Regions from separate parts of the Homo sapiens genome. Here region 1 is linked to region 2. A link is a loop called in an ENCODE intact Hi-C map of the cell type or tissue named here. Cell type or tissue: dorsolateral prefrontal cortex. All regions are shown on one strand.

Region 1 (2,500 bases), 140 kb after region 2:
GAGGACTCTGTGGCACCCTTAGTACCACCCTCACAAACCTCATCTTTCCCCCATCCCCTCCTCCAGCCTCTACTCTTGCCATCCTCAGTCTTAAAATATGACCTTGCTTCCACCAACTTCTAGCAACTGTAACTATAAACCGACCTGCCCCTGCTCCTCCTCTTCCTCAGGTCAGACCAAGGCCTCTTCCCTTGCTCTTTATGGAAGCCAGCCTTGTCTGCCTCTTTAGAGATTCCATCAGTGTAGACAGTCTGCTTGGTGGTTAAGATGTAGACTCTGGTGCCAGACTAACTGGGATTGAATCCTGGCTCTGCCACTTACAGGCTTTGTGATCATGGCAAGTACCTGACCCTTTGGTGCTTCTATTTCCCCATATTTAAAAATGGAGATCAGAAAGTCTATCTCATGGGATGGTTGTGAAGAGGAAAAAAAGCCTTAATATATGCAAGACATTTAAAATAAGATCAGTATTATTAGTGTAGTCTGTAATACTATTAGCCCCTCTCTCTTCTGTCTCTTCAGCTGCCTCCTTTCACTATAAAAACAAAACAAACTTAGAAATCCACTTCCTCAGCTAGGCACAGTGGCTGATGCCTGTAATCCCATCACTTTGGGAGGCTGAGGCAGAGGATTACTTGAGCCCAGTTCAAGACCAGCCTGGATAGCATAGCAAGACCTCATCTGTTTAAAAAAAAAAAATTTGCTTGAGTGCCGGCAAATACCTGTGGTCCCAGCTACTTGGGAGGCTGAGGATCATTTGAGCTCAGGAGGTCAAGGCTGCAGTGAGCTGTGATGTTGCCACTACACTCCAACCTGGGCAACAGAGCAAGACCCTGTCTCAGAAAAAAAAAAAAAAAAATCAACTTCCTCCATCTCATAGCCCCACTGCCTGTGACTCTCTCGACTTTGACCTTCTTGCTCTGTGCTCATTCCCTACTGTCCCTTCCTTCTAGAGCAGGAAGAAAATCTCATTTGAAAAGCCCAGAACTATTCTGTTACACAGAAGACCAGGAAAGAGAAGTTTAAAACCAAGTCTAAGAAAAGTCCCCAGGGTCACACAGTTCATAAGCGACAGAGCCAGGATTCCAGCACCTGGTCTGAATGACCCAGAAGCCAGGACTTTTCCCCCGCACCTCTACATCAGGCGTGCTGGAGCAGGAAGCGGTCAGGCAGCCCCACTAGGAGTAACAAAGATGGGATCACAGAGCCTTGGAACTGGGGGTGGCTCCTTCATGAGACCATGGTGCCACCTACTGGCAGAAAGAGAAGGGGTGTACACAGAGCGCTAAGAGAAGACTGGGAAGGAGAAAAAGAAAAAGATGGGGAAGGAGAGGAGATGGAAAGATGAAGGGAGGGGAAAAATGGGGAATGTGAGGTTTCATGGAGGGAAGAGGATTAGGAACTATTTGCTACTCGCAGGAGAGAGCGGAAGCTGCCAAATCTCAGTCATTTCCTTGAAAGTGAGTGAGAGACAGAGAAAGAGAAAGAGGGAGTGTGTGTGTGTGTGTGTGTGTGTTTGTGTGTGTGTGTGAGTGAAAGAGATACTTAAGTACGTACATCAGATATTATTCTGTTGTTTGTTAGTTGCTGGGAGTCAGTCCACAAAGAATTTAGTGTGCGTGTGTGCGCACGGACGCACACACACACATGCATTCAGGAACACTAGCACATGTTTATGTATGTAACTGGGTGCTTGCTGTATGAACATATGGATGGCAGCATGAGCAGATGCATGTGCATGTGAGCATGAGCACAGAGGGTATGTATGAGTGTATCAGCAGATGCAGGGTAAGAAGCACATTACACTGTTGTGGTGGAGGGCACGCAGACATTCTGGGAAGCCACTTGCCCCACCCCTGGGCTGCTTCTTCTTGAGATCAGGAGGGGCGTTGCCCAGGGCTGGTGTTGCCAGGTGGAGGCCTGCTGAGGCAGTGGTTGTGGGGATCGGTCTCCAGGCAGCAGGGGGCAGCAGGGTCAAGGAGAGGCTAACTGGCCACGGGTGGGGCCAGCAGGCGGGCAGAAGGAGGCTTTAAAGCGCCTACCCTGCCTGCAGGTGAGCAGTGGTGTGTGAGAGCCAGGCGTCCCTCTGCCTGCCCACTCAGTGGCAACACCCGGGAGCTGTTTTGTCCTTTGTGGAGCCTCAGCAGTTCCCTCTTTCAGAACTCACTGCCAAGAGCCCTGAACAGGTAATGGGATAGGGATACAGATTATCCTGTGAAGTGATATCGATCTGGAAACAGGTCTGGGGAGCTGGAGGGGCTCTAGTGAGGGTTCTGGGAGGGTCTGGGGTTAGTGTGGGGGGGAGCACAGGATATACAGGTGCTAGGAAAGAGCATGGAGTGACCTGCAGTGTGGGAGTCAGGCTGGGTGTGCAGGTGGAGGAACCTGGGGTGTTAGGATCTCAGAGTGTCAGGTGCTGGTGGAGGTCCTGGGTAGTATAGAGGGGTAAGGGTGTTAGGATAGAAACTGGGAAAAGGTCTGTGTCAGACCAGGTACAGGA
Region 2 (2,500 bases):
CCCAAAGGCTTTGACATTTGAGCTCAAACATGAAGAATAGATGATAGGTAGTAGTTTGCTGGGTGTGGAAGAGTGGAGGTTGGCATAAGAAAGGCTGTCCAGGCAACGTTTAGCACATGCAGTATACCTGGCATAGTCAAGGAACCAAAGATAATTCAAAGTAGAAACGGGTCTGGCAAGTGAGGCAAGGGCCATGTCTAATGGTCTTCCAGGAGATTTGACTTCGTGAAGGTGATGGGGAACCAGAAAATACCATGTAGCAACTAAAATTCCTTCATAGATAAGGGCACTAAGACTTTGATGCCCATGGTAATACAGTAGCTTGGGTAGAACGGGGGTTAGAACGTAGGTCTCCCTTGGACTCCGGAACTCACATCTCTCCTAACTAGGATTGCCTCAGCCAGGAAATGAGGAGGGGAAGAAGTGAGAGAAGGCAAAGAGTTTAACTTTGGGTGCGTTTGAGATAAAAGAGAAGACAGAAGCAGCAACCAGCAGAGTCATAAAGTCTATGGGAGGAGTTTTAAAATGGACAGAGAAGTTAACGATAAATGCCGAGGTGAGGGCGAGATTAAAACAGCTGCCAGTCGTATTTAGTAACAAGCCCTTCATAATTGTAGCCAGTGAGCTCTTCCTGGGCTGTTGTAGGTAGAGGCCTCAGCACTGGAGGTGGATGGACATCGTGTGTGTAGCCCGCATTGAGTAGAACTTCATTTGATGGTAGTGTGGGAGGAAGGGGGAGGACATAAGTGGGACCAGTGCCAGGGGAGTCAGGAGGTGGCATCACAGGGCAGGCAGTGGGGCTTGGTAGAGCACCAAGGCTTTGTCTCCATAGTGATAGAGGACTTGAGAAACTGTCTTGCACTGGTTGCACTGATCGTCCCACAATCCAGTGCCTAGGTCTGAAGAAGACGTGTTAGGAGGCCTGAAGACGAAAATGCCTCTGGGCCATTGCCTGGGAAGGCTGTGGCCACCAGAGGGCGCACTGTATCCACAGTGGCAGAGCCCATTTATGCAGATATTTGGCCCCTCAGCCTTCTAGTCCTCTCCACTTCTTCATTCATTCACAGCGGACCCTGGGCTAATGTACCGGGACCTGGGCAGACAGATCACAGGTTGTGAGCTGGAGAATGGCAGGGGCATGGCTGAGGTAGCAAGTGCCCCGTGCATGTAGGGATCTGGTCAGAAGCACCATACCACAGGTGAAAAGGATGTTGGGAACTGCCCTCCTAGAGGGTTGGAAATGGGGATGGGAGGAGGAAGCAGAGATGCTAAACATCCTATACCACACTGGGCAACTGCCCCAAGTGTCAGTGGTGTTCCCCTTGAGAAACTGGTGGGATTATCCTGAGGGTAGTGAAGAGTTTCTAAAAGGTAACTTCAGGGAAGTGGTATTATCATTTGCTTTAGGAAGATCACTCGCTGCAGTATAGAGAGGCTGGAGTGGAGTGAGCGTACCACAGAGGATGTAGTGACCCATTTTGGTGGTCTGAACTAGAACAGCAACAGTGAGGAGGTAAGGAAGGAAAGGGTGGGAAGCTGGACATCTAGATTTGGGAGCCATCAGGAAGTAGAGGGCAATGAAAGCCACAGGAGATGAGGACTGTCCAGGGAACATACGCAGAATGAGGAAGAAGTCCCGAAATACTGGCACTAGCTGAGGGGGATAGAGCCAGTGAAAAGTTGAAGGTGGGGATTGAGATCCTGAATCAGGGAGAAGCCAGACCATCTAATTTTGTAATTCACCCTAAGATCAATGGAGACTTATTTAATGTTTTACATCGGTTCAGATTTGTATTTTGAAAAGATGACTGGTTGCTATAATGAGAATGGATCTGAGGGGGACAAGAATGGAAGAAGGGGGGCCTTCCAGGATGAAGGGTGCAGATGGTAGTGAAGCAGTGAAGTTAGAAGTGATGTTTTGATTGACACTTGGTGAAGGACTTTAGGTATGAAGCAGAGGGCTATCAAGGATGATGACTGACTACATTTTTGACTTATATAACCAGATGAATTGTATTTCCATTCACCGAAATAAGAAACAAGGAAGAGAACCAGGGCTAAGTAGTTCAGTGCTGCATTCCATACGCTAAATATGAAGTAGCTTCCAATAGAGGTCTGGGCAAATGAAATAAACAGATGTAATCAGCCTAGAGATGGTAGGTGGATTCATGGCTGTGGATAAAACTGCCAGGTAAAATGGCATTGAGAACTGAAGGAATCCAGGAGATGTAAAAGAACAGTCAGATGTCAGAAGAATATTAGATTAGTGAGTTGTGATAGAGTCCATGAAGGAGCTTTCCATGGACAGGATAGTTAACAGCGATGGTTATTGAAGGCATCAAGAAAAGCAGTTTCAAACAGTGGTGGAACCAGTACTGAAATATTTGAGATGGGGAAATAAGGAAATTTAAGACAGTTCTTTCCAAAGGCTTGGCTTTGAAGAGGAGAAAAGAGATAAAGGTATATGGGATGATTGAGTAGGGATTAGGGGAGTAGAATG

The links. Peaks named below come from ENCODE experiments on the same cell type or tissue, not always from the same donor. Only the 100,000 strongest peaks of a DNase experiment are listed, where the experiment ranks them.
Region 1: a loop joins it to region 2, with 12 times the contacts of the local background. A loop is called at or near these places in 109 of 110 quality-filtered maps.

Annotation. Positions count from the first base shown.
Region 1 is chr1:46,178,473-46,180,972 of GRCh38, forward strand. TSPAN1 (tetraspanin 1) reads left to right here. Exons shown (of 9, transcript NM_005727.4): 2 at 2,054-2,186. Among named protein-coding and RNA genes, the nearest start is that of P3R3URF-PIK3R3, 3.2 kb to the left of the region's middle. RefSeq lists an enhancer at 1,035-1,134. In dorsolateral prefrontal cortex, CTCF peaks have their summits at 1,244 (motif pointing left) and 1,992 (motif pointing right); DNase peaks (open chromatin) are centred at 1,219 and 1,952; H3K4me3 peaks cover 788 bases; H3K27ac peaks cover 663 bases.
Region 2 is chr1:46,036,258-46,038,757 of GRCh38, forward strand. No RefSeq gene overlaps it. Among named protein-coding and RNA genes, the nearest start is that of PIK3R3, 95 kb to the right of the region's middle. RefSeq lists enhancers at 706-1,207, 817-866. In dorsolateral prefrontal cortex, CTCF peaks have their summits at 972 (motif pointing right) and 1,183; a DNase peak (open chromatin) is centred at 974; H3K27ac peaks cover 400 bases.